3 separate regions of the Mus musculus genome follow, and regions 2 and 3 are each linked to region 1. Evidence: chromatin loops called from intact Hi-C (ENCODE). Cell type or tissue: heart. All regions are shown on one strand.

What was found. Peaks named below come from ENCODE experiments on the same cell type or tissue, not always from the same donor. Only the 100,000 strongest peaks of a DNase experiment are listed, where the experiment ranks them.
Region 2: it touches region 1 in a loop (11-fold over the local background); 9 of 42 quality-filtered maps call a loop at or near these places.
Region 3: a loop joins it to region 1, with 3 times the contacts of the local background. A loop is called at or near these places in 7 of 42 quality-filtered maps.

The regions. Positions count from the first base shown.
Region 1 is chr2:30,157,579-30,165,578 of GRCm38, forward strand. Gm31080 (a long non-coding RNA gene) reads left to right here and starts at 5,028. Exons shown (of 4, transcript XR_866091.1): 1 at 5,028-5,598; 2 at 6,826-7,033; 3 at 7,472-7,537. It also overlaps the pseudogene Slc39a1-ps. In heart, a CTCF peak has its summit at 4,444 (motif pointing left); no DNase peak of the experiment used is centred here.
Region 2 is chr2:30,037,929-30,045,928 of GRCm38, forward strand. Wdr34 (WD repeat domain 34) reads right to left here. Exons shown (of 9, transcript NM_001008498.2): 2 at 247-498. Among named protein-coding and RNA genes, the nearest start is that of Wdr34, 7.0 kb to the right of the region's middle. In heart, CTCF peaks have their summits at 4,702 (motif pointing right) and 6,385 (motif pointing left); a DNase peak (open chromatin) is centred at 4,703.
Region 3 is chr2:30,074,116-30,082,115 of GRCm38, forward strand. It overlaps Pkn3 (protein kinase N3), which reads left to right and starts at 4,583. Exons shown (of 22, transcript NM_153805.2): 1 at 4,583-4,675; 2 at 5,419-5,647; 3 at 5,811-5,956; 4 at 6,460-6,571; 5 at 6,641-6,768; 6 at 6,938-7,121. The coding sequence starts at 4,661. In heart, a CTCF peak has its summit at 4,130 (motif pointing right); DNase peaks (open chromatin) are centred at 3,536, 4,066, 4,466, 6,446 and 1 weaker place; H3K4me3 peaks cover 2,732 bases; H3K27ac peaks cover 3,442 bases.

The DNA of each region.
Region 1 (8,000 bases):
GCCACCACGCCCGACTCAACTGCATTTCTGATCCATTCAGCTACAGCTGCTGATCAAGTCTTTAAAGTCAGATCAGATCACACCTTTGCACTCAGCATTAGCATTTTCAAAAGCCAAAGATTTGATTAGTGTCTTCCTACTAGTAGATCTGGTATTGACTAGTGTCTTCCTACTAGTGGATCTGGTATTGATTAGTGTCTTCCTACTAGTGGATCTGGTGTCTTCGCATCTGCAGCTGAAGCCAATTTTTGCAAAAAGCCAGTGAATGTTTCTTTTTCCTATTCCTTCAAATTTGTCCAAAAAAAAAAAAAAAAAAAGGGGGGGGGGCTGGCGAGATGGCTCAGTGGTTAAGAGCGCCGACTGCTCTTCTGAAGGTCCGGAGTTCAAATCCCAGCAACCACATGGTGGCTCACAACCATCCATAACGAAATCTGATGCCCTCTTCTGGAGTGTCTGAAGACAGCTACATTGTACTTACATATAATAAATAAATAAATCTTTAAAAAAAAATTTGTCCTGGGCATTTAAGGCTGCCATCCGTCATAATGCCAAGGTTTCTTCATCATATAAGGACATATGACTTGCATCTCTACCTCCACGTACTGACCTTCCCCTAGCAGGGGTCTGTGGGAATGTTAATAACCCTGGTTCTGTTTCCCTAGCCTCTTCTATCCACTACAAAAGTCATTGTAACCATGACCCAGGTTCTAATATTGTTCTTGCCATATCTTTCCAGACTTGGATTATTCTAGGGTTTGGGTTTTTTTTGTTTGTTTGTTTGTTTTGTTTTGTTTTGTTTTTCTTTTCTTTTCTTTTTTTTTTTTTTTTCGGTTTGTTTTTCGAGACAGGGTTTCTCTGTATAGCCCTGGCTGTCCTGGAACTCACTTTGTAGACCAGGCTGGCTTCGAACTCAGAAATCCGCCTGCCTCTGCCTCCCGAGTGCTGGGATTAAAGGTGTGCGCCACCACACCCGGCTTGTTTTGTTTTTCAAGACAGGGTTTCTCTGTATAGCCTTGGCTGACCTGGAACTCACTTTGTAGACCAGGCTGGCCTCAAACTCAGAAATCTGCCTGCCTCTGCCTCCCGAGTGCTGGGATTAAAGTGCTACACCCAGCTTGGATTATTCTAGTTTTGATCACCCAAGAAGTCAAGATTTTTTTAGGTATGGCAAGTGCATGCCAACATTAGCAACACTTAACTTGTAAGTTCCCTTAAACTTTCCCAAGGCCAGCACGTCCCCAGGAAGCCGTCCACAGTCCTCTCAGGGGTGCTCAGCGACTGCTGGCCTGTCTGGACACTACATGGACAAGCTGCTGGCCTTTGCTGGACACTACATGGACAAGCTGCTGGTTTGGCTTGGTTTTCCTAACAACCTTTGGCTGGCTTTCTTTTTAATCTGTCAATATTTTAAACTCCCCTTTTAAATCTATGTCCATCTTCCATCCCTCTCCTGCGCCTGTGTCTCTGCTATCTTGTTCATTTAGATTTATAAATTTCTGTAACCTTTCTTCTAATGCTTCTCATCATATTTCACCTTTGTCTTTTTTCCTGTTTTTTAAGATATCCAAGTAATCTCTTCACTCTGATTTATAATTTTCTGTACTTTTTTCTAAGATTTGTGAATTTTTTCAAAGTCCTTGGTTTAAAAAAAAAAAAAAAAAAGATACAGCAAACCAAACTGCTTGTTAAGAATGAAGCTTAAGGGGAGGGGGTGGGAATTCCCGACGCAAGGCCGGAACTGAGAGACAGCAATGGAGTGAGACCCTCGGGAGTTTTCTCTGTATAGGTCCAAGAGTCACCGAGTTATCACAGCCACCATGGGGTCCTGGGGGAACCAGAGCTCCTGGTGTGGCGCCCAGAAGCAGTCGCATTGGAGCCCTCGGTGCCAGTAGGGCTGGAGGGGAAACTGGGGGCCCTGGTGCTGCTGCTGCTGACACTCATCGGCAGCCTGGTACCTGTCTGTGTGCTTCGAAGGTCAGGTGCTAACCATGAAGCTTCAGCCTCGGGCCAGAAAGCCCTGAGCCTCGTCAGCTGCTTCGCAGGAGGAGTCTTTTTGGCTACATGTCTTCTGGACCTGCTGCCTGACTACCTGGCTGCCATAGATGAGGCCTTGGAGGCCCTGCATGTGACGCTTCAGTTCCCCTTGCAAGAATTCATCTTGGCCATGGGTTTCTTCCTGGTCCTGGTGATGGAGCAAATCACGCTGGCTTACAAGGAACAGTCCAGTCCACCCCATTCGAAAGAGACAAGGGCTCTACTGGGCACAGTGAATGGTGGGCCTCAGCATTGGCATGATGGACCAGGGATCCCCCAGGCCGGCGGAACTCCAGCAGCTCCCTCAGCCCTGCGTGCTTGTGTCCCGGTCTTCTCCTTAGCCTTGCACTCAGTATTTGAGGGCCTGGCTGTAGGGTTGCAGCGAGACAGGGCTCGGGCAATGGAGCTGTGCCTAGCTCTGCTGCTTCACAGGGGCATTCTGGCAGTCAGCCTGTCCCTGCGGCTGCTACAGAGCCACCTACGTGTGCAGGTGGTGGCTGGCTGCGGGATCCTCTTCTCATGTATGACACCTCTGGGCATCGGGTTGGGTGCAGCTCTGGCAGAGTCAGCTGGGCCTCTGCACCAGCTGGCCCAATCTGTTCTAGAGGGCATGGCAGCTGGCACCTTCCTCTATATCACCTTCCTGGAAATTCTACCCCAGGAACTGGCCACTTCTGAGCAGAGGATCCTCAAGGTCATTCTGCTCCTAGCAGGCTTTGCCCTGCTCACTGGCCTTCTCTTTGTCCAAATCTAAGGTGCTTCAGGAGAAAAGGCAGGGGAGGTTGGCTATCAGGTGCCCCTGTCCTCCCTCCCTCCCCTTCTCAATTGGTGGGAAATAGAAAGAAGTGGAGAAGGAAAGTAGTGAGGACCAAAGAGTTCTCTTAGAGATAGGGATGGGACATTTGGACTATGAATAATGAGATGGAAGTGGGCAGAGAAGAGGCTAGCCCCAGACCCAAAGAATAAGAGATAGCGAAGTTACTACAGACGTGGTCAGGGACATTAGAAGGAGGCAGACTGCTACAGTCAGAGGCCAGGCAGTACATCTCAGAGACAAGCTGACAGAAGAACTGAGTTAGGCATCCAGCCTCATTGCGATAAAGATACAGAGGTTGTAAGTCAAAGCCAGTATCCTGTTGGTTCTAGCCCATCTCACCACTCTGATGGCTGAAATGGTTCCTCCTCCTTTCTTCCCTCCTACTCTTATATTTCTCTCTTGTCTTCCACTAAGGGACTAGTGCCAAATGGTCTCTCTGCCAGGTTTCATAATTTATCTGGCCTCTCCTGTCCTCACCTTTTTGGGTTTCTCTGTGTAGCCTTGGCTGTCCTGGAACTCACTCTTGTAAACCAGGCTGGGCTTGAGTTTACAGAGCTCCACCAGTCTCTGCCTCTGCCTCCTTAATGCTGGGACTAAAGGGGTGCCATGCCACCACTGCCTAGCTCACTAGTCTGTTGTTAAAGTGCCAAATACCCACCCACCCACCCTTTAGGTTTTTTTGACAGGGTTTCTCTGTATAGCCCTGGTTGTCCTGGCCTCAAACTCAGAGCTCAGTCTGCCTCTGCCTCCTGAGCACTGGGATTAAAGGTGTGTAGCACATGTATTGCTCACCTGCCCCCTTTTTGAAAGCACAGTGCTGAGGAGCTGGGGCCTGCCCAGCACCTCAGTAGAGACCTATTTGCTCTTTTATTTCGGCCCCATAATTTGGGGTGGGGAAGAAATGTTTACTGAACTGGTCTGGAGTGAGAGAAAAGTAGGTACTGACACCAGACACTACAGAAAGTAGACATGGTGGTCCATACCTAGAAGAAAACCAATAACCTGCCAAAACTTTATATCTGAGGAGTCCGGGGTGGAGGGAGACAGACTCCCTCCCTCAGGATTATTTTTGGGGAGGGAGGGCTGTGCATAGGTCTGTACTCTGTAGAATCTATTTTACTAACTGACCTGTTTTGGGATATGTTACCCAAATAAAAGATGTTTCTATACAAAAAAAAAAAAAAAAAAAAAAAAGAATGAAGCTTAAGCCAGGCAGTGGTGGTGCACACCTTTTTCCCAGCACTTGGGAGACAGAGGAAGGTTGATTTCTGAGTTTGAGGCCAACCTGGTCTACAGAGTGAGTTCCAGGACAGCCAGGGCTGCACAGAGAAACCCTGTCTCAGCCCCCCACCCCCCAAATGAAGCTTAATAATACAATAATTTTAATCAGCAATGTGCCAATTTTATTCATTACTTCCATCTTCCTCAAAATGTTTAAAATAGTGTTACATAAAGCCCAAAGCTCTTTATTGTGTTTTTCATCTTTATGTGTCTATTTTTCTTTAAAATTATCAATTTCACTTAAAACCCCTTTCACATGGTTAAAAGTTTTCTAGGCTCCAATTTCTTTGGTGTGTTCTTTGCTTCCCTCTGGTGTTTGACTCAGGACATTGCAGGGGATTTGGATTCTTCCACTCTCAGGTAGGGGTGGACTGAAGAGAAAAAATGCAGCTTCTATGATCTGAGCTTTTGGGCCACTGCTATGTTCTATCTATCTATCTATCTATCTATCTATCTATCTATCTATCTATCTATCTATCTATCTATCTATCTATCTATCTATCTTGTATATGTGAGTATGTACTGCCAGGGAAATGTTAGTGATTCTCCCCCAAAACAGACAGGAGCCAAACTAATGCAACTCACAGCAGGGTCTTTATTCTATTCCACCTAGCTTGGGTCCCCCCCAGCTCACTGCTGTCACGCAGGACGGTTTTGGTGGTGGTTGAGGTCAGAATATCTATCAGGACAAGGCTTTATAATAAGCAACAGGCATCTAATTGGAAAGCTGCTGTGACCTTTAACATAATTGGCTGGTGCTGGGAGTCATACCATAAATTAACTTCTGCTCCCGTCCACATTGGTGGTCGTTAGGCAGGGGGTGGGCTTGTAACCTGGGGATGCAGGTTTGTTGGGGGAATACCCTGGAGATGCTGGTCTTGTTGAGGGTGTAACCTTGAGACGCTGGTCTTGTTGGGGATTAGCCTAAAGACTGGAGCTAGGCTTTGGTTTTGTTGAGGGACAACTTGGAAACCAATGCAAGATACCAGCCTGTTAGTCTACCTGAGTTCAAACTTAGATCAAGTTCTCTAAAATGGAGTCTGAACTTAAAAGACTTGACCTCTCACCCCCTTCCCTTTCTCTTTCGACCAGAAGGCCCAATCACGGAACTTCTGAAGCTTCATGAAAACAGTGACAGGGCTATGTCTTTGTGGTGCCCCTGGGGCATGGGTAGGGGCATCAGTGGGAGACAAGAGGGAGTCTTGAGGCTGAATTCTCCTCCTGCTGGCCAGGGTCTTCTTCAACAGCAACTGGATGTGTGGTGGACTCTGTAGCACAGGGACCCTTTCAGCGAAGCTCTATGACCCCTGGCTGTGTCTCCAGGCTCAAGTTGATGGAGCTCCACAGGTGGACCTGCTTTATGGAAAGCACAATGCTATGCCAAACAAGCTTGTGCACCCACTGGGCACCCTCGAGATCATGTAACAGCTTCTGTCAGCAGGTGAACCAAACACAACTTCAAAAGGGTGAGTCCTACCTGGGTGGGGAGTTCTGAACTCTATAAAGGATGAAGGGGAGAGAGTCATCATCAGTCTCTAAGGTCAATTTAGTTAAGGTCTCTTTTAGGATTCTATTTACCATCTCTACCTGTCCTGAACGCTGGAGTCTGTCAGCACAAGGAAATTTCCAATCAATCTCCAAAATATTAGCTAATCTCTAACTTACCTGGGACACGAATGCAGGTCCATTGTCTGAGCCTATAAGCTTAGAGAAACCAAACCTTGGAAGAATTTCTTTCAGTAGTTTCTTTGTTACTATCTGCACAGTCTTATGCTTAGTTGAGAAAGTCTCAGTCCATCTTGAAAAGGTATCTATAAATACTAGCAAATATTTGTATCCAAATTTTCTTTTCTTTTTTGGTTTTGTTTGTTTGTTTGTTTGTTTTGTTTTTGAGACAGGGTTTCTCTGTGTAGCTCTGGCTGTCCTGGAACTCACTTTGTAGACCAGGCTGGCCTCGAACTCAGAAATCAGCCTGCCTCTGCCTCCCGAGTGCTGGGATTAAAGGCATGTGCCAACACCGCCCTGGCGTATCCAAATGTTCTTGGCTTTACCTCTGTGAAGTTCATTAGTCCATTTCCTGATAGACTTCTGGCTTAGTGCTTCAGTATTGAGTATTTTTGTTCTTTTTATTGGCAACTGCATTGGTCAATTGACAGGATTTATGGTTGTTTTGGGTGTTTTGTTTCTGTTTTTGTTTTTTAACAATTTCAGCTATTTTCGAGTTGGGATCTCTAATTCTGATGTGGGAATGGTGGACTAAGTTCTGAATTCTCTGGGGTCCCATGTTTGAAGAACAATGCATCTTTTTCAGTATGCTTATACCCATTTTCTCTAGTACAATTAGTTTGTAGTCAGCTGATCTCCATCATCTCTTATGACACTGATACATGGGCAGGCTTTTGGCCAAGATCCCATCTTCTGTCTGGTCAGAGGGTGTGGGATCTCCTGGATCTAGTGCAGTCAAGGAAATGAGGGGCCCAATTTTCTAGGATTACCCACTGGGCTGTCTTGTTGCTCTTTGGGATGGAGTTTAGTTCTTCCTTCTGCCTTCAGAGGGCCTCTCTCTATATAAAAATTACCCTAGATGTGAGCAGTAGCAAAGGCACCAACCATCTGTGTCTCTTGTCTTTTCTCAACTCTATTGCCTTGGTCAAAGCTGCCAGTTCAGCTTTCTGTTCTGACATTCCTGCCAGGAGTGGTTCTGCCCATATGATCTTGGTGTCTGAGACCATCACTGCCCCAGCATATCTCTGTCCATCCTGAATGAGGCAGTTGCCATTGGTGAACCATGTTACCTCTGCATCCATCTGAGCAGTCATGCAGAAGCCCATCAATCAAGCTCAGGGTCAGGCAGCAGGGCAGCTGAAACGTTATCCTGGGGGCATTCGAGAAGAGAGGATGGTAAGGAGTCATTCTGGCATCATCTTTAACCAGAAGGCTGCACAAACGGGGGTGGGAGGGCAGCTTCTGGCAAGTGGTATCAGATTGGCTATTGGCTGATGTCAGGGCCCCGAGTCTGGGTATGCATCCCCTGGGTCTAGGGAGGTCACCTGTAATTGGTAGAGTGTAGCCTCCCCTCTCCAGCCTGAAACCTGCTTGCTCAGGGGTGGAGCTTGCCGCTCAATCATTCTGCCTCGCCCACTGCTGGAGCCTGCCGCTTTGCTGTTCCGAAGCCATCACGTGTTCACCTGCAACCTTACTCCAAGATTATTTGGCAGGAATCGGCCCCTCCCCCTCCTTCATAACGGAGTGTCGGAATAGTAAAATTGAACCTTGAGCAGAGCCTTGTCTTGGTTCCGTCTTTATCTCGCGCTGCCTAGTCCCCTTCTTCTCTTCCAGGTTTCTAAGATGCCTTTCCAGACTTGAACCCAAACATGTGAGCTGCAGGCCGGACACAACAGTAGAGTAAGGCCTTCTTTGTCAAGGCTCAATAGCCCAATATTTTTAGGGCCTCTAAGATGTCCTGAGTCTTTGTTTTGTTTCTGTTGCCACTGGAAAGCCATTTATAAACTGATGAAGAGACTTGATCTTCATGTTTTAGCAAGACAGAATATTGAACTTTATTAAAAATCAACAACAACAGGAAAACTGTTGGGTTTCCCTTTTACTCTTAGGGTTACCCTGGGGTTGGGGATGGGGCACTTTTGACCTCAGGGCCTCCCTTAACTCCTTCTTCTGAAGTTGTCTGTTTTAGGCATCTCCTATGGTCTTCTAGTTTGTCCATGGCTGCCAACAGGATCTTTGCCCATTCTCGAATCTGTTGCTTCTCTCCTCTCATCTGCTTTTCCTCTGCAGTCTCTCTCTTTTTTAAAAATACTCTCTGTCACTATGACTAAGTTTCTCTGACTCCTTTCTCCTAACCTCTCAA
Region 2 (8,000 bases), 120 kb before region 1:
ATGGTGCCAGGGTAGTGGCAGGCTGCCCTGGCGACAACCCCACACCTCTTCAGCAACTCGATTTTGTTACAGTCATGGGCTTCCCCCAAGAGGGCCACCTCCTCCCAGGGTGAGCCAGCTCTACACTCTCTACCTGGTATACTGGCTGGTGCTGGTACTACTGTCCCTCTGGTAGAGCAAAGCAAAGCTCTAAAGAGACCTTGGAGCCTGAGGGGCACCACCCCAAGCCAGCAGCCCCCGTCTTACCGTCTGCTGCTGCTCAGTCCAGTTCACCTCATAGCCATCGAAGGCATGACTCTGCCAGTTGTTGTTCAGCTCCCGGATGACCATGGCCTCCACCCTCCGGAGAAAGGCTTCCAGCCTGAGGGTGTCATACTGGGAAACAGGAGCCATGGCCGCTGGCTCTTCGGGAGCCTCTGTCTGTACCTGGGCATCTGCATGTGTCCGGGCCTGGGCAGACGACTCGGCTGTGGCAATGCCCGCTGTCTGGCAACTTTTCTGGAAGGAGATTAAAACCAGGGTCATGACCAGCAAAATGGTCCAGTGGATAAAGGCACTGATTTATCACCAAGTCCAATGACCTGGATCCGATTCCCAAAGCCTACATAGTGGAAAGAGCAGACTCCTGAAGCTGTCTTCAGACCTGCATACACGGCTGTGCACACACACAGCTGGGGGATCGTTTCCTGGAAAGATGGCTTCGTGGTTTAAGAGCACATACTGTATCCTCTATGTGGTGGCACACTCCTTTAATCCCAGCACTTGGAAGGCAGGAACATACCGATCCCTGTAAGTTTGAGACCCGCCTGGTCTATTACCCTAGCTTGTTCTCTGTTTCTGGGATAAAACACTAACCAAAATCAACGCAGGGAGAAAAGTCCCTTTGACTTACAGTTAGATTTCATCACCAAAGGAAGTCAGGGCAGGAATTCCCGTTTCCAGGCAGATTCCCGCCTGCAGACAGGAACTGACTGTAGCAGAGAGCACAGAGGAGTGCTGCTCACTAACTTGCTCTCCATGGCTTGCTCAGCTCTCTAATCTTCTTCTACAGGCCAGGATCATCTGTGGAGTGGCACTGCCCATGGTGGGCTGGGCCCTCAATAGCAACTATTAATCAGGACAATGTGATATAGGCATTTTTGCAATCGATGTCCCCTCTCTACAAATGACCCTAGCTTGTATCAAAATCAAGAGTCTTGTCAGGCGTGGTGGTGGTGGCTCACACCTTTAATCCCAACACTTGGGAGGCAGAGGCGGGCAGATTTCTGAGTTCAAGGCCAGCCTGGTCTACAGAGTGAGTTCCAGGACAGCCAGGGCTATACAGAGAAACCCTGTCTCAAAAAAACCAAAAAAAAAAAAAAAAAAAAAAAAAAATCAAGCGTCTTTCTTTCAGACAGGTATTCATGACAAGCCAGTGGGGAGAAAGCCACCCTTCCTACAGCTTCACCTCCTCCCTGCCGATTAAGCACAGGACCCACCTGGGGAGAAGCTGTAGGCACAGACCAAACCAGAGCCACAGCCACCCTTGTCATCATCTTGTCTATCAAAAGAGGCTCTTGGGAAAGAGGCCCAGACCTCTGCCACCCACCAAGGTTCTGTATATGAAGCCCCTATAGGCTGAAAAACCCTAGAAATTGGGTTCAGTGCCTTTCTCAGCCCCACAGGATACTACATTCAGACATGGTCCCTGGCAGCCAGCTGCTGTATTATTAACTTCATACTTGCTCAGAATTCCCAGGTGGCAAACCTCCAACACAGGGTCCCATCTCACCATTTATGCATGTCTGGCACTTCACATGGTGTTTGGGAAGCAGATGTGTATTTATGTACACACACACACACACACACACACACAGGGGTGCTTGGCTCTGGCAGGCCTGAAGGGGTTGGCCCCACAGCCAGCCACATGGGAACAGAAAAGGCCTTGCCAGTCCCTTCAGGCTCAAGTGAGGGAGAACCAATTGGGAGCTGCTGTGTGGAGACTGCTGGAGCCAGTCCTACAGTGAGCAAAGGGGACAGAGTCAAGTCTCAGGTAGAGGCAGGCTGGTGCCAACAACACTGGTGGCTCCTACCTGTGGTCTCAGAGCTTGGGAGGCTCCTCTGGGCTCCACACATGTGCACATATAGCCACAAAGTAATGATGGTAGATTCCAATTTCTGCCTCTCAGAACCAGATGTCTGGTCCACATGGAGGTCTTGAGGTATGCACACCACAGGGTCCACTGTGAGCTGTTTGGGTGGTGTCTGCTACTTACTGTCAAGGTTGAGCCAATAGAGGGAGGGGCTGGAGCAGCAGGGGTAGTCAGCGCACGCTAAAGCAGTGGTTCTCAACCTGTGGGTCTGGACCCACTTGAGGGTCATATACCAGATATCAAGCATATCAAATATTTGTTATAAGCCAGGCATAGTGGAGCACACCTTTGATCCCAGGAGGGCAGAGGCAGGCGGATTTCTGAGTTTGAGGCCAGCCTGGTCTACAAAGTGAGTTCCAGGACAGCATGGCTATACAGAGAAACCCTGTCTCGAAAAACCAAAAAAAATAAAAAAATTTTTAAAAAATTGTTATAATTCACAACAATAGCAAAATTAGTTGTGAACAGCAAGGAAATAATTTTAAGGCAGGAGGTTACCCCAACATGAGGAACTGTATTAAAGTGTCGCAGCATTACATCAGGAAGGTTGAGAAACACTGCTCTAAAGGGATCTCTGGACTGGTCCAACTCCCTGCTCAGTCCTGGAACTTGGATTGATAGAGGAAGCAGCTGCCCACCTCGCCAGGACAGCAGCCGAGGACAAGCCATGCTAGACCTAGGACAAGTCAGGGGTCAACGCATCAGCCCAGGTGGACAGAGCCAATGTCTTCAGTGGTCAGAGCGCTGTGGTCATTATGGTGTGAGGGTACGTGTCTTTAATTCCAGGACTCAGGAGGCAGAAGCCAAGACAGAGGCAGGAAGACCAGGCTAGACTGGTCTACACAGCAAGTTCCAGGACATCCTGAGCTATTCTGTCTAAAAAAAGAAAGGAAAAAAAAAAAAAAAAAGAACAGAAAATGTGATCTAACTCAGCCACATTGACTAACAGCTACAATGCTACCACACAGAAAGTGGAGGTGGGGGTCACACCTTGTCCTTGGCTACATATTAAGTTTAAACCCAGCCGGGAGGCACTGGACTTTCTTTAAATTGTTTGGCTTTTTTTTCTGTTTGTTTGTTTGTTTTGTTCTTTCTGGTTTGTCTGTTTGTTTTTCTTTGTTTTTTTTTTTCTTTGTTTTTTTTTTTTGGTTTTTCAAGACAGGGTTTCTATGTGCAGCCCTGGCTGTCCTGGAACTCACTTTGTAGAACAGGCTGGCCTCGAACTCAGAAATCCACCTGCCTCTGCCTCCCGAGTGCTGGAATTAAAGGCGTGCACCACCACGCCCAGCCTGTTTGTTTTTCGGTTGCTTGTTTTCAGAGGAAAAATAAAGAGTGTGGATTTGGGTGAGGGGAGGAGTTGGGAGGAGTTGGGAAGAGGGACCCTGATCAGAATATGTTATGTGAAAAAAAAAGATTTTAAAATAAAAAATAATGGCCCACGCACACGCGCATGTGTGTGTGTGCGCGTATGTGTGTGTGTTTCTGATTCTGGGGTGAAGCCCAAGGCCACAAAGTCAGCCCCTTCACCCTCTTTTCTGATGGACCCTATTCACCTGGTCTTGACAACGAACAAGAGGCCATCAGAGTCCCTTGGCTTCTCCAGGCCTCAGGTCTCCTCTACCCCACACCCCCATCCATGACTGTTCCCTTCCAAGGCCTGTGTGAACACTCGTTGATATACACTCGATGTGAGAGCACTATAGCAGACTCGCACCTATCTGACCCAGTGTTAAGGACATGTAATACCTCTTAAGAGCACTGAGCAAGGGGGCTGGAGAGATGGCTCAGCAGTTAAGAGCACTGACTGCTTTTCCAGAGGACCTGAGTTCAATTCCCAGCAACCACACGGTGATTGGCAACCATCTGTAATGGGATCTAATGCCTCTTCTGGTGTGTCTGAAGAAAACAATGGTGTACTCATACATTAAATATATATGTGTGTGTGTGTGTGTGTGTGTGTGTGTGTGTGTGTGTGTATACATGGACTAAGCAATGCAGATCCAGCAACCAGGCCCAGCGTCCCTCCAGCGTGTACTGTCCACATAAACTTGCTCTCACCCTGAATATGCAAGTGCTGTTTCTCCCACTTCCAGGGTCTGAAGATGAAGATGAAGATGACCTTCAACTTCTGGTCCTCTTATTTCTACCTGGAATTATAGGTATATGTCCCATACGGACACACACACACACACCCAGCCACACCCCTAGCTGAACTTGGCTCTGAGTGCTTCTGCAGCAAACAGCTACTCAAAAGACTTGGACTCAAGGGAGAGGCCAGGCCGGGAGATGAGCTGTATGCAGTAATCGCTACATTTCTGGTTAGTCTGGGTCTTTTCACAAGGCCTTAAAAAGGATCTAGAGACAAAAGTGTCACACACCTTAATCCCAGCACTCAGGAGGTGGAGGCAGGAGGATCGTCCTAAATTTGAGGCCAGTTTGAGCAACAATGTCTCAAAGCAGGGAAGGGGGCCCCAAAGCAGGGAAGGGGGCCCCAGGCATGCTGGCATGCCTGTCAGCCCAGTACCAAGACTTTGGTGGGAGAAGCCACAGGTTTACTTAATGGCACAGGCTCCAGCAGAGGGCGCCATGCATGTGCCGTGCTAGACAGGCAACACCCCAGAAGGCATGCCTGGAGAGAAGGGTACTCAACCATTCACATTTAAGTGAGCAGGAGACAAGCACAAGGCGCCTACCCTGCAGTCCAGGGGATGTAAAGACAGAAACTGTTCAGCTCATATGTCCTAGGTTTCTCTCAAGGAACTCAGGGCTCCTCCCTGAGGAAAAGGTCCTGTCCTAGAGATGAGTGTGCACTGAAAGCAACTCCACACCACACAACTGCACACTTTAAAAGAGCAAGGTGGGGCCAGGCGGTGGTGCATGCCTTTAATCCCAGCCTCCTGGAGGCAGAAGCAGGCAGATCTCGGAGTTCAAGGTCAGCATGGTCTCTATAGAGCGAGATCCAGGACACAGAGGGATACACAGAGAATCCCTGCCTTGAAAATTCAAAGCAAACAAACAAAAAAGAGCAGGATTGGGCTCAGCCAAATGGCTCAACAGGCAAAGATGCTCACCACTGAGCCTGTCCTTCAAGACCTGCACAGTGAAAGGAGAGAGCTAACTCCCACACTGTCCCTGTGACAGACATGCACTGTGGCATTTACACTACTGCCCACCACACACAAAATATAACAATCTTAAAAATAAAAACATAAAATAAAGCCAGGTGTGGTAGCGCACACCTTTAATCCCAGCACTCGGGAAGCAGAAGCAGGTGAATTTCTGAGTTCGAGGCCAGCCTGGTCTACAGAGTGAGTTCCAGGACAGCCAGGGCTACACAGAGAAACCCTGTCTCAAACCACCACCACCCCCCAAAAAAAAATCATAAAATAAAAATCAAAGATCATAGTGGAGCAGCCAGCCGTGCAGGCAACTGAGGCAGAAGGATCACATGACCCCAAGGGTCTGTAATAACCTGAAGACTGGTTTATTTTACGTCTATGTGTGCTTTGCCGAGAAGACAGTGGCTGTTTTGGAACTGGATTCAAGATCTGAGTCCTCTTCAGGAGTAGGGAGTGCTCCCTCCCTACTAAGCCACAGTCTTGGCAGTCCACCTGGTACATGTAGACTTTATTTACCATTATCCTTTTTTTTTTTTTTTTTTGAGGCAGGGCTCATGGAATCTAGACTAATCTAGAACTCATTATGTAGCCAACGCTGGCCTTGAACACCTGACTCAGTGTCCGCCCTGCACCGCCCGTCCCCCCCACACCCCCAACCCACAGTCATCAGCTACCAGACCTGGCTACCTTCTCCTCAGAGGATAGACCTCCTGGTACTTTTGACAGCAGACTGAGTTATGCAAGTAGTTACTAACTCCAGCTCAACATAAAATCGGGTTCCCAGATCACACCAAACACCTGCTGTCCAGGGTCACAGCAGGCTGCAGGCCGTATGCACCGCTAGGGCATCCCAGAGGTTCAAAGCACTGGAGGGACAGATACTCAAACTCTAACCCTCTGCCAAGGGAGCAGCACCACACTTCCATATTCGCCATGGTACTTCCCACAAGAACTAACACAACCCACTAAGAAACAACCACGGGCTGGAGAGCTGGCTCAGCGGCTAAGAGCACCCACTGCTCTTCCAGAGGTCCTGAGTTCAATTCCCAGCAACCACATGGTGGCTCACAACCATCCGTAATGAGATCTGATGCCCTCTTCTGGTGAGTCTGAAGACAGCAACAGTGTACTTATGTATGACAATAAACAAATCTTTGGGTTGGAGTGAGCAGGGACTGAGCGAGCGGGGTGGACCGGAGTGAGCAGAGATCCTAAAATTCAATTCCCAACAACCACATAAAGGCTCACAACCACCTGTACAGTGTATGCATATACATAAAATAAATAAGCAAATATTTTTTTTTAATACACAAACTGGGCATGTGGTGCACGCCTTTAATCCCAGCACTCGGAGGCAGAGGCAGGTGGATTTCTGAGTTTGAGGCCAGCCTGGTCTACAGAGTGAGTTCCAGGACAGCCAGGGCTACACAGAGAAACCCTGTCTCGGGGAAAAACACACACACACACACACACACACACACACACAAAAGAACAAAACATGCAAACACACTCACTGCTCTTCAGAGGAGACCATTGGCTCGCAGCCCCAGGACCCCAGCATCTGACACCCTCTTCTGGCCGCCCAGAGTACCACAATCTCACATAGTATACAGACAGAACACTCTTACACATGAAATAACTAAATGTGAATATAAGGCTTTCTTCCCAGTGCACTGCTGAGAGGCAGTACAGCACCACCTGCCCATGCTGATCTCTCGAGAGGAGATGGCCAGAGAGCAAGGTACTTACAGCCCAGGCTTCCTGACGGGAAGGAGACTGGAAACACCATCTTTCTGCTGCTTTGTTGTATTGTGAAACACGGTTTCTCTGTGTAGCCCTGGCTGTCCTGGAACTCACTGTGTAGACCAGGCTGGCCTCGAACTCAGAGATCCACCTGCCTCTGCCTCCTGAGTGGTGGGCCTATAGGTGTGCACCACCACCACCTGGCTGACTGGAAGCATCTTAGCAGTTTACTAAAAGGAAATGAAGTTCTGTAAATGATCTTTAATCCAGCACTCTAGAAGAGGTCACTGGATCCCTAAAGCTGGAGTTACGGACGATGGTGAGCCACCTTGTAGACAATGAAAGCTCAACCCGGGTCCTCTGAGAAGGCACCCAATGCTCTGTACTGCTGAGCTGGCTCTCCAGGGCCTCCAAAATAAATGTCTTACATTTTGTAAGTTATGCATGTGTGTGTGTGTGTTGAGAGAGAGAGAGAGAGAGAGAGAGAGAGACAGAGACAGAGAGACAGAGACAGAGAGATCCCCAAAGAGTTCGGGAGAGGGTACTGCGTTCCCTGAAGCTAGATTTACAGATGGTTGTGAACCACTAATGTGGTGGGTACTGGGAATAGAACCTGGGTCTTCCTGAAGAGCAGCAAACGCTCTTAAGCACTCTCCAGCTCCAGGTTAGACTTTCTAGGTTGAAGGGACAGCCGGGGATGGGGTACTTGCACAGGCTGAGGCAGTGCTGGATCCCAGAGCCTCCTAGCATTCCCACTTCCTTTTGCTTGCTGTTATTCTGCTGCAGTGCAGTAGTGAACCAGGGCTGGTCCACTCTGGGCGACCACTGTGCCATGGAGCAGTGCCCACCAGCCTCTAAGCTGTGTGTGCACTGTACATGTGCGGCTGTCTTTAAGGATCGTATTTGTACTTATGTGTGTATGTGTGCATCTGGGTGCCTCCCCAAGTGTGTGCTGGAGTCTGCAGAAGAGGACATTGTGTCCCCTAGAGCTGCCATTACATGCAGC
Region 3 (8,000 bases), 83 kb before region 1:
CACACACCCACATTTAATTGGGGATGGGTGGTCTTGTGTTTGTTTGCATATCTTTTGAGGTGTCTATATCCTGACTGTTCTAGGAATTTGCTATGTAGACCATGCTGGCCAGGTATCCAGAGATCTGCTTTCTTGAGTGTTGGGATTGAAGGCATGCTCTACCATCCCCATCTCTAATTTTTATCAGGTCTAATGGGTTGCAGTTACGTGATATAAGGAATTATAGGATGTTTCACAGCTCAAGCTACATCTGTACTGATTTTACCAGAGGCCTAGAATAGCTGCACCAGTTGGGTACAATAGGAAAATGTACCCTGTATGGAACCTTAGGCGCCTTCAGGCTGGCCAGTCTTAAAAGGCATCTTGGGTGTGGAGCCACATACTGGATGCTAGGCTTGCAGTCTGCCTGAGAATTTGAGCATAGGTGCTTGCATCAGACCGTTCAACTGCTCAGATGCCTTAATGATGGCTTCTGCTCCCAGCTCCTTTCCTTCCATGTGAGGGACTTACTCATTCAGCTTTCTGGTATAGGTGGTTCTGAAGCAGTATTCTATAGAGGGCTGGGGGCTTTCATTTGTGGTGAAGGGTTTGTCTACAATGTATAGAACCCAACATTTGCCCTCAGTGCCACGGAGGAAGGTAAAGCGTGCACATACAGAATCTTTTAGCCACTTGGAAACTACAGTCACTACCCTGGGAGTTGGGGTTGGGGGCTATAATCACATGTGCAGACAACTTTTCTTTCGAGTTGGGTTTGTGTAGCATTCATTGGCTACCTGGGACTCTATACTAGGCTATCCTTGAGCTCTACCTGCCTGCCTCTCCCTCATGATGGGATTGAGGACATGTGCCATCGATCCTGGCTCTTTTTTTCCTGTTTGAGATGACCAAAAGAGAGCTCTGAATCAGATTATTGGTTTAGCTTCTGGGAGTAGCAGTAGTACTTCCTGTTGAGTGAGGGTTTTTTTGTGAGGTGGGGGTGGGAGACAGGCTCACTCAAGAGGTCCATCTGGCCGGGCATGGTGGTGCACACCTTTAATCCCAGCAGAGGCAGGCGGATTTCTGAGTTCAAGGCCAGCCTGGTCTACAAAGTGAGTTCCAGGACAGCCAGGGCTACACAGAGAAACCCTGTCTTGGAAAAAAAAAAAAAAAAAGAGGTCCATCTGATAAAGTTGGACAGTGGTGGTGGCGCCCATCTTTAATCTTGGGAGGCAGAGGTGAACAGATCACTGAATTCTAGGCCAACTTGGTCTACAGAGCCATTCCAGAACAGCCAGAGCTACACAGAGAAACTGGGTTTCAGAAAAGGAAAAAAAAAATCCTTGTGAATGGTGGAATTACAGACATACACCACTGAGCCCCTCTTGAAATAACTTTTTCATTTTTAAAGATTTATTTATTTATTGTATATGAGTACACTGTAGTTGTACAGATGGTTGTGAGCCTTCATGTGGTTGTTGAGAATTGAATTTTTAGGACCTCTGCTCACTCTGGTCAGCCCTGCTCTCTCTGGCCCAAAGATTTTATAAGTATACTGTAGCAACAGAAGAGGGGGTCAGATCTTGTTATGGATGGTTGTGAGCCACCATGTGGTTGCTGGGATTTGAACTCAGGACTTTCAGAAGAGCAGTCAGCCACTCTTACCCGCTGAGCCATCTCACCAGCCTTCGGGAATATCTTTGACCTCTGAACTGTAGCACCGGCAACTCAGAGGGAGAGATTTATGGGTGTGATTCATAGTTTTCATAAGCTGTGGTTCTTTTTCTTGTTGCTAGAGGGTCAGAGATTTAAAACACTGCTCCTGCAAAGGACTTGGCTTTGACTCCTAGCACCTACATGCACTCAATATCTTCTGACCTCCAAAGATACAAGGCATCCACATGGTGCACACACACATGTGAACAAAACATTCCTATAGGCACATAAAAAAAGTCCTGCTGGGCGGTGGTGGCGCACGCCTTTAATCCCAGCACTTGGGAGGCAGAGGCAGGCGGATTTCTGAGTTCGAGGCCAGCCTGGTCTACAAAGTGAGTTTCAGGACAGCCAGGGCGATACAGAGAAACCCTGTCTCGAAAAAAACCAAACCAAAAAAAAAAAAAAAAAAAATCCTAAGAAGTTTTTTGTTTTTTTTTTTTTTTCTTTTTTTTTTTTTTTTTTTTTAATTTATTTATTATATGTAAGTACACTGTAGCTGTCTTCAGACACTCCAGAAGAGGGCGTCAGATCTTGTTACAGATGGTTGTGAGCCACCATGTGGTTGCTGGGATTTGAACTCTGGACCTTCGGAAGAGCAGTCGGGTGCTCTTACCCACTGAGCCATCTCACCAGCCCCTTTTTTTTTTTTTTTTTTTTTTTTTAGAAGTTTTAACAGTGAAAGTAGCCCTCTGCCTGGGTGTTGTGCCACACACTTTATCCCAGCCAGCACTTGGGAGGCAGAGGGAGGTGAATGGGTAGCTGAGTTTGAAGTCAGCAAATGCTATATGGTGAGTCCCTTTCTCGAACAAAAAGAGCAACCTCAGCAGCCTTCAAACGCACCATCCATCTCCTGCTTCAGCCTTTCTGGTGCTAGGATTGTAACCTTGTGTAGACTGGTTCCAGAGGTAGGTTCCAACTACTGCTACTCATAGGATGCCAAAAATGTTAGAGCCAGCCGGGCGTGGTGGCGCACGCCTTTAATCCCAGCACTCGGGAGGCAGAGGCAGGCGGATTTCTGAGTTCGAGGCCAGCCTGGTCTACAGAGTGAGTTCCAGGACAGCCAGGGCTACACAGAGAAACCCTGTCTCAAAAAAAAACAAAAAACAAAAAAAAAAAAAAAAATGTTAGAGCCAGAATCTCCCCTCAGACCTGTTGTTGTTGGTTGGTTGGTTGGCTGTTTTTTGGTTCTTCGAGACTTGATTTCTCTGTGTAGCCCTTCTTTTTGTCTTGGAACTTGTTCTGTAGATCAGGCTGGCCATGAACTCACAGATCTGACAGCCTCTGCTTCCCAATTGCTGGGATTGAAGGCATGGGTGTGGTGTGCTGGCGTTAACGCCAACCACGGTTCTGTCTGGCCCTCTGCACCAGGCACCATAGGGTCTTCACGACCACACCTGGAGGGCAAACCCCCACCCCCTATGTTCTGGGCAAATCCTACCCACCGGAGAAGTCCTGCCCTCACTCCCAGCCCCTTAAAAACCAACAAGGTTGGTTTGACTGATCTAATCCTTATGCTCACAGCACACAGTTACTGAACTTCCTCCTCAGCCCCTGTGGACATCCTTATGCTAAATCAGAACCTTGACTCCCGCTGAGTCAGAAAATGCGTTTTGCACAAGTCTGAGTTAGTTCGTATCTTATTTGGATCTGGCCATAATTTGGGTCAAGGTTTACTCCGTGACCAGGCCAGGCCCCAGCGCATGCTGCGGGCAAAGCTAGAGCAGAAATGGCCCTCGGCTTTCCCATCTCTAAGAACAGTTGCGGTGCAGAGCGTGACGCTGCTCCCGCGTGGCCGGGAGGGGGCGCTGCTCCCCAGCTCCTGCGGGGCGCGCGAGTCTCCGGAGGGGGCGCCCGACCGCGTGTCCCGCGCCACTTCCCGGGAAGTTTCAAGTTTGAAAGTCAGGCACTGAGACCCGGGCTTCCGGAACCGCAGTGGAGGAGAGGACTGGCGGGCAAGGCGCCATGGAGCCGGAGGGGGCTGTGCGCCAGGTGAACCAAGCGCACGCAGCGACCGTGTTTGCAACTCTGAGCACACGGTGCTCGGATCTTCACACTATTCTGGCCTCTCTGCCTGAGCCCTGGGTTAAGACGCTCTGGTGCCCAGGTCCCCGAAGTGACGGAGATCCAGCCCGGCAGCACGCCTGTTACCGTGGAATATGCCACCGGGGGTGGGGGTGGGGGTAAGATAGGTCAAGTTCCCTAAAATTCGATCTTCTAGAGACTTGCAGGAAGGTGGGAATTTGCCAGGAGCGCAAAGGTTGGAGTATACAGCCTTCCAAGAGGACTGGGGGAGCGGGGAGGGGGTGGGGGGAGCGGAGGGACGGGGAACGGGGACAAGATTGTGCGCGCAGTGGGCGTTGTCCCCAATACACCACACCCACAGGCTAGAACAAGTTGGCCACTAGAGGGATTTGGCTCAGCATTGTGCAAGGAACTCTTGGGTCCAACGAGGGGTCCACAATGTGGAGAGGTTCGGGTTAGATGTGTCACTTAAGCAGGAGAGAGAGATACTGTTCTATGCCAGGACAGTTAAAGGTGAGGTGAGATGTTTATGTAGAAGATAACACCCTAGTGTCAAGTCAGGACTTGAGGGGAAGGTGAAGTGCAGTAGACTGGAGCACCGCAGCCCTCAGGCAGCCTGAAAGGCTGGATCTCACCCCTCCCAGTACCCTTCCTCCGGAGATCCTTCTCGGCCTGTCTAGCTTATACACATTTTCCGATTTCCTGTGAGCCTCCGCCCTGCAGCAGCGGCAGCGAGGTGACTCAGGACCCCGGTGGCCAGCAGGCCCCCAGCTCTGTAAGAGCTTTGTTTGCTCAGGCCTTTGGCTCTGGCCCTCCTGCTTGGGGCAGCCAAAGGATTTCCTGAGCCTCGCCCTTGCCCTCTGACAGTTAAGGCAGGACGATCAACCTAGCTGAGGCCTGGGGCCCCTAAACAGAGTAGCCATTCTTTCATGGGGCTTAGGAGATGGAACACCGAAAGGTAAGGATAAAATAGTGTGGCTTCCAGGATCCTGGGGATAGGAAGGGGGTCAGCAGGAGTTGCTCTGGAATAAGGTCAGCCTCCGAGAAGTTTTCTCTCCCTGCCTTTGATGGTGCCTCTAATCTGGTGAACAGCTGTAGCTCCTGCTTGCCACTTCTGCCACAGCACCTGTCTGCCACACTATGTAAGGCAAAAGAAATAAGTTGTGGTGTTTTGGGCCACTGGCTGTCTCCTGCAGGGGACCTAGAGTGAATTCTTTGCCTACATTACCTCCCAGGTTCCGGTTGCTTCTCAGACCTAGGGAGAGCAGTGTGGCAGGCTGGGAGAAAATGGGATCACACTGTCCCTCGATCCACAGTGGCCACTCCTCTGTGTTGCCTGTGTGAGCAAGCCACCTAACTCTTCTTTCTTTGTTGCTCCTGTATAAAATAGGAATGAGAGCTAAGCATGTGGGTCTGTGTCAGAGCTCTTGTTTAGCACGCTCCAGGCTGTGGCTTCTTTCCCCAGGACCACAAAAGAGCGACTACTACCAAGGAGAAGGGAATTTAGTGTGTTGTTAGAGTGTAAACCTCAGTACCCAGAAGGCACTGGGCGAACCTGGTCTGTTTTCTCTCTCCCTTCTTTGAAAGGGAGACAGGAGCTAGACACTGCAGGGTTCTGAGACACTCTGGGGCTCTGCCTTTTGTATCTGTTCCCTCTTTGCTGTGGAGCAGGGTAGGCTAAGACTTCTCTGCCCTTTGCAGCCTGGGACTGGCCAGAGAGCCCCCAAGGATGAGAAAGAGATGGTCCGCCGAGCCATCCAGAAGGAGCTGAAGATCAAGGAGGGCATGGAGAACATGCGGCGCGTGGCCACAGACCGACGCCACCTGGGTCATGTGCAGCAACTGCTTAGGGCCTCCAACCGCCGCCTGGAGCAGCTGCATGGCGAGCTTCGGGAGCTGCATGCCCAAGTTCTGCTGCCAGCCTCAGCCGGTGAGCGAGGAGTCTGAATAAACCTGGGAACGGGAGACTCACGAACACAATCCTGGCCTTGGCTTTGACCACCCTATATCATCCACATGTTGTCTATACGGAAGGGAAGGGAAAAAGGCAAGCGCTGCTTCCCCGGGGTCTGAACTCTAGCCTTGTGTTGCAGAGCCAGTGACCTCGGAACCCCAGCCGCGGGCGGAGCAGTCCAGGGCTCGGCTCTCGGAGGCTTTACATAGGCAGCTGCAGGTAGAGCTAAAGGTAAAGCAGGGGGCTGAGAATATGATTCACACGTGTGCCAGCGGCACCCCCAAGGTAAGGGCTGGCGTCTGATGAAGAGGGGTAGGCCTGGCTTCTCATCTACCTGATGGGAGAGACGTAGCTCTCAGGTATAAGGATCACAAAGCCAGCCAGACCCTGTGCCAACAGGGAAATGCTACCCTGGCCCAGCTCCTCACCTAATGCTAGAAGTACAGGTAGGTGGGTGAGGCAAGTCTCTGACCCACACTGTCAGCAAAGCCCAACAACAGAAGGCTAGCGGAAGATCCAGCCGGCTGCCCGTCCAGCTCTTGGCAACCTACCCTCTCTTCTCCATCTGACAGAATCCTTACTACTTAGCTTGTCAAACTGATGAGTGTCAGGTTCCGCTCACCCCGCCAGCCTCCACCCCCCATTACCTAGTTCAACAAGGGAGGCTTGCCTGTAGTATCTTCCTTGTAGGAGCTTGAACCTTGGTATAACAGGGGAGGCTCAGCCCCACCCAGGCCCTGGTGGTCTGCCGTAAGCCCCTTCTGATGGGGCGAGTGTCACCTCCCCAGGAGAGGAAGCTCCTGGCGGCTGCCCAGCAGATGTTAAAGGACAGTCAACTGAAGGTGGCCCTGCTCCGGATGAAGATAAGCAGCCTGGAGTCCAGTGGCTCTCCAGAGCCAGGTGAGGCCTCTCAGGTCAGGGAGGGTGGCCCTCGATGGCCGAGGCTAAGGGTTCACCTCCGCCCTGCAGGCCCCGACTTGCTGGCAGAGGAGCTGCAGCACCGACTTCGAGTAGAGGCTGCTGTGGCTGCAGGTGCCAAGAATGTGGTGAAGCTGCTTGGTGGCCAGAGGATGCAGGACCGAAAGGCACTGGCCGAGGTCAGGCTGTGTCCCCGGCTCACTGCTGTCTCTACAGCTCTGTTTGGGTCTATCCACATGCAGTGGGGCCTGCACCCAGGGTTGCTGCCTGTGGAGGGTAGTAGTGAATACCCATGAGGTGTGGCCTGACCCCTTTAACCCATACCTGGTGTTTGTGTCTCCTTGGTAGGCCCAGGCCCAGCTCCAGGAATCCTCCCAGAAGCTGGACCTCCTACGGCTGGCCCTGGAATTGCTGCTGGAGAGGTTGCCTCCCACCCACTCTCTACGTAGCAGGGTGACCCAAGAACTTTGGATGGCAATGCTTGGGAACCCCCAACCTTTGGGGACACTTGTGAAACCTATTGCCTTGACAGGTAGGTAGCAAGGATTCCCTTTCACGTCAGAGGGTCCCTTACCTTTTAGAGAGGACGCTGAAGCATTTGGGAGAGAGTTCAGTCCTGCTGTGTGACCTTGGATCCCTCATGTTCCCACTCTGATTCTTGGTTTATCCATCTGTAACATAGATTCAATAGTAGTGACCCAGCATGATGGCGCACGCCTTTAATCCCAGCACTCGGGAGGCAGAGGCAGGGGGATGTCTGTGAGTTCCAACCTGGTCTTTAGAGTGAGTTCGAGGCCAGCCAGAGAGACATGGGAGAGACCCTAAGTAAACAAAGGGTGGAAGTGCTCTCCTGATCCACAAGATAGTTTTGTAAACCCAAAAGTTTCTGATGTTCAGAACACACTTGGAGCCTGGCCAGCGTGGATGGGATTTAAATGCCCGGCCTTCGGTAGGGAGTAGATTGACAATCAGTCCACTCCCTGGCAGCCTTGGGGCCTGGGCAGCTTGGACTACCTGTAAGTTCTTTCATGAGGTCTGTTCTTGTAGCAGCAGCTGACTGGCAGTCAACAGATCATGGGAGCTGCAAGCTAGAGCCCGGCTGGTGCCTGCTTCAGAACACAATAGATAGGGCTAGACAGAGCTCTGTTACTATTATCTTGGATAATCAAGGAGGGCTCCTTAGAACAGGGGGGAGTCTGAGCTTGGCCTTGGAGGGCTCTCGGGAGTGCTGATGGCCAAGCCAGCAAGTCCGGCAAGACAAAAGGAGCCTCTTGTTTAAAGGCAAAGAATTGGGGACACGTTGATAAAGTTCTTTCTTACTGCGTATGAGGTCCTGGGTTCAGTCCCAGCACCAAATTAACTGGGTATGGTAGCACACACCTACAACCCAACCCCCTGGGAAGTGAGGCAG